Regions from separate parts of the Homo sapiens genome. Here region 1 is linked to region 2. Evidence: read pairs that join two places in POLR2A ChIA-PET (ENCODE). Cell type or tissue: GM12878. All regions are shown on one strand. Each heading gives the region's core, and the rest is flanking DNA. Links, peaks and the distances in the headings are about the cores only.

The links. ChIA-PET counts read pairs that join two places held together with the same protein. Peaks named below come from ENCODE experiments on the same cell type or tissue, not always from the same donor. Only the 100,000 strongest peaks of a DNase experiment are listed, where the experiment ranks them.
Region 1: POLR2A ChIA-PET joins it to region 2 with 5 read pairs; 3 of 35 experiments call an interaction of 5 or more read pairs at or near these places.

Annotation. Positions count from the first base shown.
Region 1 is chr1:18,337,225-18,342,596 of GRCh38, forward strand. The region is part of intron 4 of IGSF21 (immunoglobin superfamily member 21); the gene reads left to right. Among named protein-coding and RNA genes, the nearest start is that of KLHDC7A, 140 kb to the right of the region's middle. In GM12878, for the core only: no CTCF peak of the experiment used is centred there; DNase peaks (open chromatin) are centred at 3,355 and 4,297; H3K27ac peaks cover 2,375 bases.
Region 2 is chr1:18,280,890-18,286,209 of GRCh38, forward strand. The region is part of intron 2 of IGSF21 (immunoglobin superfamily member 21); the gene reads left to right. Among named protein-coding and RNA genes, the nearest start is that of IGSF21-AS1, 110 kb to the left of the region's middle. RefSeq lists enhancers at 1-512, 1,847-2,493, 2,082-2,201, 2,202-3,401, 2,494-3,140 and a silencer at 3,093-3,293. In GM12878, for the core only: no CTCF peak of the experiment used is centred there; DNase peaks (open chromatin) are centred at 2,054, 2,482, 3,302 and 4,822; H3K4me3 peaks cover 605 bases; H3K27ac peaks cover 3,155 bases.

The DNA of each region.
Region 1 (5,372 bases), core at 233-5,232, 56 kb after region 2:
GCACAACTGGCCTGATGGTCTCTGCTGAGCAAGGGAGTGTGCTCCTGTGGGCCTCAATTTCCCCATCTGTAAAACAGGGATAAGGATGCTTCCCTCCTAGGGTGGCTGTGAGGCTTAAAGTAGATAAAGTTTGCAGAACGCCTACCTCATCAAGAATATCATTGAAGAGCTCAGTTACTTGGACACTGTTGTTTTTATTATCACTGTCTCTGATGTGCCCACTCCTGGGCACAACTGTGTCTGCCTCCCTCTTGCCCCTGGTTTTGGCCCCAGCAAAGAGAAGTCCCCCATTCACAGCTCCAAAGAGCCCTGCACTAGTCTGAGGAATGACTGCTCTGGGAACACAGCTTCACGCACCGTGGCAACCTGGAAGCCAGGGTGTGTCTCTGGGAGTGGCAGAGACAGGGGTCTCTCCTTACTCACCTTCTCTGGGCTTCTTCCCCAAAGGTCTGCGTGTCCTGGCACCATGCACCTATGGAAGGAGCCAGGATATATCCCAACTGTCATAATGATGGCAATGCCCCACACTTGCCCAATCTGAGCAATTTCAGAGGGGCTTTCACATTGAGGACATCATCCAATCCTCACTGCAGATCGGCGCGTGGGGGATTACTATTATCTCTAACTCACAGATGAAGAGACTGAGACCCAGGGAAGGGAATGAATTTGCTCCAGGCCTTATAGGGTGGGGGTTATCTCTGTGCCAGAGGAGCGTGGCTTCTGTAGCTCACCAAGGTCCTGAATGGTGAGGGGAGGGCCGGGGGAGGCGGCGTGGCTGAGTGTTTCTCATACAGCATCTCCTGTAACCCATCGACCACATGGGCCTGGGAGGCAGGCACCACAATAAGCCCATTGCACAGACCTGGCTCAGAGGGGCATGGGACTTGGCCGAGGTTGGAGGGTTAAAGGAGATAATCTATAGAACAGAATGTTCTGGGCCTGAGGCTTGGCACATTCTGGATGATCAATAAATAGTATCTCTTAATGACAAATAGTAGTCGGGTCAGTTACAAACCAGGCACAATTAGACCAATCTCTGTGAACGTCTCCTTCAAATATGTTTCAGGGCAGGTTTCAAAAATTAAAATCGACTCATTGCTTTGGTTCATCTGTGGCATTGCATTCACACACAAAGACCCTCTCTTCAAACGAGCAGAGGTCACTGAACATTGGGGTCTCTTTTGTGCCACACGGGACCCTAAGGGCCACTGCAGCCAAACTGGGGCAAGACAGACCCTCCCCAGTTTGGAGGTCAATGGGAAGCTCCCAGGACAGTGGGGAGAAGGAGAGCCGAGGAGCTGGGGACGGCCCAGGGCCCACCTGCCTCAAAGCACAGAGCAGTTCCACCAGAAAGCCCAGCACCCCAGTCTACCATCCACACGTCCACATCCAGCACATTCTAACGCGGCCATTTCCAGAGGCCTCCGGGTGAAGATGAAAACGCGAGTGCAGCTGTAATTTCACGCCTATAACATCCCACTGTGTGGTGGGGAAAGACATTTGGGAGTCCCGTGGGTGACACCAAGGGTGTATGCTGCACACGGTCATTAAAATGTTTTTATCCGAGCTGCAGATAAATTGTAAGCCAATTTGAAAGTTGCGTGCTGGGCCCCAGGAACGCATTATACACAGTCATGGAAGGATTTTGAAGGTTCTTCTGGGGGTGCAGGTTAGGGGGGAGGGAGCGTGTTAAGGGTGCGCTGTTACAATCAATTAGATGTTGTGAGAGCCAGGCACCCCACTCCCATCCCCACCGAAGTTAAAAGACTCTGCACTTCTGGCTCCTCTGGAATGCCAAGGGGCAGGGTTTCTCTGCCACCGAGTGGGGCCCTTTCAACCCAAAGCTAAAAAGCAAGGCCACCCTCCGCGTGCCAGCATTGAGCTCAGTGTTCAACCCACAGTTAATACCTCACAAAAGCCCTTGGATGTGGGCCTGGTCATCCCCATTTTACGGATGACGGAGCAGAGGCTCCGAGAGTTTAAGGGGTACATCCACGTGAGTCACAGAGCAGGGTGGGCAGGAGCGGGGCGTCCCACCTGGTCTGCCTGAGCCCAGAGCACGTACTTATACAGCAGCCTTAACTCCCAAAGGAAATTTCCCTCCCCTTGACCCAAAGGCCATGAGTCACACAAACCTCAAACAAGCACTGGAGTGGAGACAGAGTGCAGGGAGTGGGGACTTCCTTGAGACCGAGCCCTAACTAGGTGGCTCAAAAACTCCGATGGTCCTGGCATGGTGGCTCACATGTCTAATCCCAGTACTTCCGGAGGCTGAGGTGGGTGGATCTCTTGAGCCCAGGAGTTCTAGCCCAGCCTGGGCAACCTGGCGAAATCCCGTTTCTACAAAACATTAGCTGGGCTGTGGTGGTATGTGCCTGTAGTCCCAGCTACTCAGGAGGCTGAGGTGGGAGGATTACTTGAGCCTGGGAGGTAAAGGCTGCAGTGAGCTGAGATCACGCCACTGCTTTCTAGCCTGGGCAACAGTGAGACCCTGTCTCCAAAAATGAAACAAAACCAAACCAATAAAACCAAACAACAACAACGAATTCCGATGGATGGGTGGGGCTGTTTGCCTTTCGGAACATGTAGGAGTCTGGAAGGAACACAGAATGTCTGTGCCCTTGCCTCCCTTCCTGTCCCCATCCCCATTTTTGGTTCTCTCATCCACTGCTATCCAGCACCTCCCCCACTTCTCAAACCCTCTGAAAGGAGCACTGAACTTGGAGTCCAGCAGACCTGGGTCCAAATCCCAATTAGTGTCTACTTTTGACATGGACGGTCTAGTATTGAGTTTCCTTTCTGGTAAAACAGCATATCAGAATGTCTTTTTTGTTCAAATATATTATAAGGTGACTTGGATGCCCACGTACATGGACATTCTAATTTGCATTTATTCATTTGTGTGTTCATTCATTTAACATATATTTATTGAGCACCTAGTACATTGCAGGCACTGTTGTGTGCACTGGAGTTTCCAATGAACAAGGAGGACAAAAAAAAAACCAAACAAACAAAAAACTGGTCCTCACAGACAGTGCAATAGGGGAGGCAGAAGATGAGCAAGTGAAGAGATGGGGAGACAAATGGGATGTCAGTGGGTGGTAAAGCAATGTCAGGAAAAACCCATCAGGGATGGGGCTGTTCTAGGTCAACGTGGCCTCTCTGAGAAGGTAACATTCAAAAGAGGTGAGCTATATGGACTTCATTCATTCATGTCAGTGATTCAGTGACTTACTGAGCATTCCCCAGGTGCCAGGCACAATTCTAGGTGCTGTGGATACACTGACAATAAGACAAGGTCCTTGCTCCCTGGACTCACATTCTCTAAGGGAAATAGCTTCATGGTACAGAGGACGAAACTAGTTTCTGGGGCTTCCCATAGCAAATTGCTGCAAACTGGGTGGCTTAAAACCACAGCAATGTATTGTCTCACAGTGTTAGTCCTAGAAGCCTGAAATCAAGGTGTCAGTAGGGCCATGCTCCCCATGCAAGGGAAAAATCCTTCCTTGTCCCTCTGCTTGCCTCTGGTGTTGCTGGCAATCCTTGGAGTTCCCTGGCTTATAGATGCATCACACCGATCTCTGCCTCTCTCATCATATGGCCTTCTCTCTCTGGCTCTGTGTTCCTGTCCCTGTGTTCAGATTTGCTTCTGCTTCTGCCCCTGCTTCTGCTTCTTCTCCTTCTCCTTCTCCTTCTTTCTTCTTTCCTCCTCTTCTCCGTCCTCCTCCCCCTCCCCCTCCTTCTTCTCCTTCTTCTTCTCCTTCTTCTTCTCCTCCTCCTCCTTCTTCTCTTCTTCTTCTTCTTCTTCTTCTTCTTCTTCCTCTTCCTCTTCCTCTTCTTCTTCTTCTTCTTCTCCTCCTCCTCCTCCTCCTTCTCCTCCTCCCCCTCCTTCTCCTTCTTCTTCTCTTTTTTTTTTTTGTGTGTGTGAGACAGTCTTGCTCTGTTGCCCAGGGTGGCCTCAAATGCCTGAGTTCAAGCAATGCACTCACCTTGGCCTCCCAAAGTGCTACAGGCATGAGACACTGTGCCCACCTCAACAGATTTGCTCCTTATAAGGACATCAGTCATTGAATTAGGACTCACCCTAATCCAGTGTGACCTCATCTTACCTTTAGCACAATTGCAAGGACCCTATTTCCAAATAAGGTTACATTTATACGGACTGTGGGTCAGAACTTCAACACATCATCTTCAGGGACATAATTCAACCCACAGCAGTAACTGAGTCAGGATGTAGCACACCAAGATTCCCTGTCTGACTCTGAAGCTGACACTCTCTGCTCCCAACCCCGTGGGTCACCCTTCGTTGGGCACTGACTAATATGCAGGCGCTGTGCTAAACTCTTCTTGTGTTAACTCACTGAACACTCACAAAAGCTCTGCAAGGTGAGTACTATCACTTTCTCTTTAGCAGATGAAGAAATTGAGAGGTAATGTCACTTCCCTACATCACCCAGCCAGTGTGTGGCAGGGCAGGGGTATATAGCCATCCTGCATGTTAACATCTCTGCTCCTCCAGAAGTTTACCAATGAGTAGGAAGCCCAGACTCATAAAGTATTGGTACACATTAATAAAATGTTCTATCTTGGGATCCTTGTCTCTCTTCTGGAAGCTTCCAAGTGAGGTTGGCAGATGAAGTAGACTTTTGGAACCTGAGGCCAGAGTGGCAACAAACCACACCATATGCTTTGCAAGTCTGGAGCCAGGAAACACAGCTTCCACCCCAAAGAACAGATGTTAATGAACTTTACATGACGTTTCTGGTTGGTTTGTCTTTTTTCAGTATGTTCTACTGATTTTTATTAAGTGTGCCTGGTGCATTTTCCTTGTTTTTTTTTTTTTTGTTTGTTTGTTTGTTTGTTTGCTCTGTTTTGTTTTGTTTTGTCTTGAGACAGTCTTGCTCTGTCCCCCAGGCTGGAGTGCAGTGGCATGATCTCAACTCACTGCAGCCTCTGCCTCCAAGGCTCAAGAGATTCTCCTGCCTCAGCCTCCCAAGTAACTGGGGTTACAGACATACACCACCATGCCTGGCTAATTTTTCTAGTTTTAGTCGAGACGAGGTTTCTCCATGTTGGCTAGGCTGGTCTTGAACTCCTGACCTCAAGTGATCCTCCCGCCTCGGCCCCCCAAAGTGCTGGGATTACAGGCATGAGCCACCAAGCCCGGCCCTTTGGTTTTTCTAAAATATGGTTTTATTGAGATACAATTCCTATAACATGCAATCCGCTCATGTAAAGTGTAAAAAACAGTGGTTTTACCATATTCACAGAGTTGTGCCTCTACCACCACAATCAATTTTAGAACATTTTCATCGTCCTCCAAAGAAACCCTGTACCCATCAGCAGTTACACACCACCCCACATTGTCCCTC
Region 2 (5,320 bases), core at 321-5,320:
AGGGTCCCCTTCTGGGCAGGGCCTGCCCTGGACCCTCCCTGGCAGAGCTCCCCGGCCTGCACGCCAGTGCCATTTCCACTCCATGTCAGCAGCCTGCTGCTGAGCGAGCACCTGCTGCTAATGTTTCTCTCCTGACCCCAACCTCCACCTCACCCATTCTGTGAACTCCCTGATGACCCCTCTGTCCACAGGCCTGGCCTGCAGGAGGTGTTTATGAATGAAGAAATGAACGAATGAATGAATGAATGAATGAACAGGCAAGTGAATGAATGAATGAACAGGTGAGTGAATGAATGAATGAATGAACAGGTGAGTGAAAGAATGGGAAGCTGAGGTCACTGGGGTTACAGGAATGCACACCGAGGGTGTGTAGTGAAGAGTGGCTTTCTGCCGGGCATGGTGGCTCATGCCTGTAATCCCAACACTTTGGGAGGCGAGGTGGGTGCATCACCCTGAGGTCAGGAGTTCGAGACCAGCCTGGCCAACATAGTGAAACCCTGAGGTCTCTACTAAAAAAAATATAAAAACTAGCCAGTCGTGGTGGTGGGCACCTGTAATCCCAGCTACTCTGGAGGTTGAGGCAGGAGAATTGCTTGAACTCAGGAGACGGAGGTTGCAGTGAGCTGACATGGTGCCGCTGCACTCCAGCCTCAGCAACAGAGTGAGACTCTGTCTCAAAAAAAAAAAAAAAAAGAGTGGCTGTCATGGAGACACAGGTGGCTGAATAAGTCCCTCCTCCTTCCTCCTCAGCCCACTCCTTCCAGAACACAAGAGGGGAGGGCATTTGTTAAACTGGGAAAGAGCCCCCGAGCCCCTCTCTTTAGGGGCAAGCCATGTGACCCTGAACCCTGTCTCTAATGCTGGGATTTTCCAAGAGCATACTTGTCGGGAGGCAGGGAGGAGGCAGCGAGGAGCTGGACATGATCACCTGGTCTGGAGGAGGGACCTGAGTATCTCAGGTGCTGCAGCTGTTCAGCCCTCGGTGAACCTGTGCTTTTAGGGTCTGGATTCCAAGCATCTGGATTTGGGGGTGTGGTGGAAAGAGGGTGTGCTTCGGAGCAAAGAGCCTGGCTCCCAGCTCTGCGGACTCCTCCCTCTGTGACCCTGGGCATGCCCCTCCCCTCTTTGGGCCTTGGCTTTGCCTTGTGTAAAATGAGAGCCCTAAATGGGACAGTCAAGGGCGCTCCTGCTCTGAATGACCTCCTAGGGCACCAAGGGTCCAGCAGTTGATGGCCCCCTGGGAAAGCTGCAAAGAGACCCTGGTGAGGAGTGGGCCTGGGGGTTCCGGACTGTGTATCCGGTTGTGGTTCCTGACCCCTGTGTCCAAATGACCTGATGACGCTTGTTAAAAATGCAGAATAAGGACTGCATTCAGAAGTCACTGAGTTGGAACCTCCAGGATGGGCTTCCGGGGAAACTGACATTTTCAAACCCCACCCCCACTCTGGCCCAGGTGATTCCACTGTGCACTGAAGTTCGAATGTCTGGCATCTATCTGAGGCCCTTTCTATTTCCCCTGCTTCCTGTCTGCTAGCCCCTAAAGCATGAAGCGGGAGCGGGGTGCTGCATGGGAGGTGGAGAAGGAGGTCTCAGAGCTCCCATGCATGTGTCTGATAGAGTTTGGGGGGCTCAGGTGTTTGGGTCGTGACTGTGGGCTTTGTATTCGACTGGTGGGTGCCTATCTGGGCATGGGAAATGGCAAGGGAGATACAACCTTACATTTGCCAAAAACTCATCCCCTTACATACACACACACACACACACACACACACACACACACACAAACACACACCCTTTCCCGGAGTGAGGAGCAGGGTATATAATTGCACTTACAGCTGTGGGTGCAGGCATTGTGCATGCACAACACCGTAAGTCCACAAACTGACACGCAGCCCTGAAAATGCCTGCATACACTCTCTTACACTCCCTGTGAGACCTCCTGGTCTTCCCTGTGCTAACATCTAAAACTACGCATGAACATTCTCATTATTACTTTGCCTTTCACACACATGTACAGCCTCGTAGGCAGCCTGGAAACACACCTATTTGTACAGTCATCCCTACGGATGCACAGATGCACACCCATACTCCGTTGAACACAGGCTTCCTTGTTCACAGCAGGCTCACCCACGCAGGATGGGGTCCCAGCTCACACCAGTGGCACACACCTCCTCACACTTGCAGGAGCACCTGCCCACATGTGGAGTGTGGGTCCTACAAAGAAGCTGCAGCCGCTCTCCTCCCTGCCACTCTCCCCCCAGCCCCCAGGCCCATCTCTGAGCTGCTGTCTGCCATCGCACGGTAACCGGATGAGACAGGCAATTTATGACACCAGCTGTCTCTGTCAAAACCGGATCTCCCACACACACCAGGGGAAGCCAATTACCTTGAGCCCAGCCCTGCCAGAAACCGGGGCCCACAAGGGAGAGCAGGGACTGCCCAGAGAGGTGAGTGGCACCTGACATGAGGATTTTCTGCCTCTTCTTGTCTTTGGGCATCTGGTATCCTCTTCCCCCAGGCCCCCTTGGGGAGGACAGAGCCTGCCCTACCCTCTCTGAGGCTGCTTCTCTGGCCCAGCTCCCAGGCCTAGGAACTGCAAGAGCGGTTTCAGGGTGGAGAACAGGTGGGCAGGGAGGTTTAGGGGAAGAGTGGTCCAGGGTCGTTATGGCAACAAGAAAGGGAAGAACCCTGTGCCCCTCCCCCTACACAGCAGGCGGCCAGGCGGCTGAATCATTCTCCCAGGCTTCCTCTCCGCCTTCATTCCCCTCACCTCTTCCCTCAACACCCCTGCCCTGGTTTTCCTCTCCCTAGAATACCTACTCCCTTTCTTGCCCCCCTGCCCGAAACTAAAGCCAACTCTACTACCTGAGCCACTTCCTGTCTGGACTTTGGAATCAGACCCATGTTCAAAGCTCTCCATTTCACCACCTCCTAACTGGGAATCAGGGCAAATGGCATCCCTTCTCTGGCCATGGGTTTTGCATCCAAAAGAAAAAATGATGTTCATTCCTATAAAAAAAAATGTTGAAAAGGAGTCTTCTAAGTACCAGACTCCGTTCTATAATCGGGGATGCAACATTGAACAAAATGAAGTCCCACCCTGGGCTTCAGGCTCCACTGCAGGAGTCGGAAACCACACGTTTCAGAAATTTAGAAGAGATGAGTCAGTTTTCTCACTGTCCTCATCTGCTTTGTTTACAGCCATACTCCCAGCACCAAGCACAGCTCCTGAAAGGACCTCAAGCAATAGACAAACTCACAAAGGCACCAGTGGACTCAAGCTCTAGCCTGAGGTTGACTTGGTCTAGTGCCATCTTTGTGCCCAGCCTTGCAGGGCGCTTTCTAGGCATACTTTCTGAGTGGGTGGGATGGCGGCAGATCTGCTTAAGTGAACAGGAAGTCCGTTCCTTCCTTCACTGACTCATTGGTTCATTCCACAAATGCACATTGAGCATGTACTACGTGCCGGTTCCCATGCTAGGCTCCTGGGATCAAGTGAGATGGGCAAGGACTCCCACTTGATAGTTGCATGGCAGAAGTTTCTAGATTTGCTCATCACCTCCCACAGTCTAGAAGCTGAGCAATAAATTCACACTAACAGCAGTGTCCACTTGCCTTTGCATTTTGCAAGATGCTTTTACATATGTTTGTTTCTTTTAGTATTTCTCACAACTCTGGGGTGTGAGTTTGTTTAATATCCCTCGCGTTACAGATGAGGAAACTGAGGCTTAGAAACAATCAGTGACTTGCCTGAGAACCCAGAGCCAGGGAGTGAAGCACCCACAGTAAAACTGAGTCCCTTTCTAGCCCTCATTGTCTCTTGCATTATCTAATTTAATGCCCTTTTCCCCTAACTACCATGAAAGGCAGGTATCGCCTTAGGCTGTTTACAGCCAGGGAGCACCTCTTGCCTGGGCTGGGATTGGAAGCTGTGCTGGGCTGACACAAGATCCCAGGTGCCATCCACTCCTCTATATCTAATCAGTTCATTAAAACCCTCCTTGCAAACACTCTCTCGGCTGCCTGGACACAGAGACCTCAGCTGCTCCATTTCCAGGAGAGCAAATTCCTTCCTGGCTGGAGAGGAGTTGGGATAATGTAGACAGGCAATTTAAACAGCCGGCAAAATACACCAGCAGTTTTCACTCTCTGCCACTATTACACTTTCCAGCCGTGGCGGGATTGGCCCATAAGTGGGATATCAAGTTTATTACAGCTATTTCCAACCTGTAATTGGTTTTGTGGAAAACAAAGAGAAGGAGGTTGGGAAGGTGGGGGGAGGTGATATTTTCCCCTTTTCTTTTTTTTTTTTTTCTTTTTCGGATGACAGCACCCAGGGACATTGGTGAGGCAGCCGAAGTTGGAGACTTATTTGTTTTTCAAATTAAACAGCCAGGCCGGTCAGCGGGCTCTCACACTGCTGGCTGGACTAAGTCCACCGGCCACGCTTTGATGACTCTACTTGAAAAGCAACCTGGCCTGGCTGCAGCCTAGATTTGCTGGTTGGGGTCAGGGGGCAGTCAGGGCCCAGAGGTGGGGTCTGGCAGCTCTGGAGCATGAGAAACTGTGGTCTCTAGGCTGACTCTTCTAGAATCAGAACACTGCGGGCATTCAGGGCAGCAAAGAGTCCTCAGTTTCCTCATGGAACATTTAGGGAAACTGGGTCCCAGAGAGAGGAACAGTGCAGAGACAACCTTTGGGACTTAGAACCTAGCTCTCTGCCTCTCAGAAACTTCTACACAGTGTAGCTGGTCATTTGGGGGAATTCCTGGCTGAGATGCTCTCAGCATGGGGAAGAAAAGAGACACCTGTTCTTAAGAACCCATGTTACGGTCTGCTGCCATCATTGCAGTCCACCCACCCTGACCAACCTCCCTACTTCGGACTTAAGAAAAATACGCAATAGCTAATATGATGGAGCACTTTCTGTTACGATGACAGGAGGTGATGTTTGCAAGCAATATCTGGCACAGGGTAGGCGCCAATGTATGCCAGCTATTGTTATTCCCGTCATGCTATTATTACCGCATGCCAAGCAATCCCCTGGGCTCTCTGTGTGTTCACTCTTACGCACTGAATTCTCACACGTGTGCCTTACAGGGAGGCATGATCCTTCCCGTTTTGCAGATGAGGAAACAGGCACACAGAACCCTCCAACCTCACCCAGCAATCAACTGAGTGGCAGAGCTGGGATCTGATTCCAGAGCTGTGTGACCCCAAAAGCCTCTGCACATTTCCCATATCCCCAACCTCAAAGTAGGTCTTCTGCTCCCTTCTTTTGGACTCATCCATGCTGAGCGGTCAGCTCTGCTGTTTACTA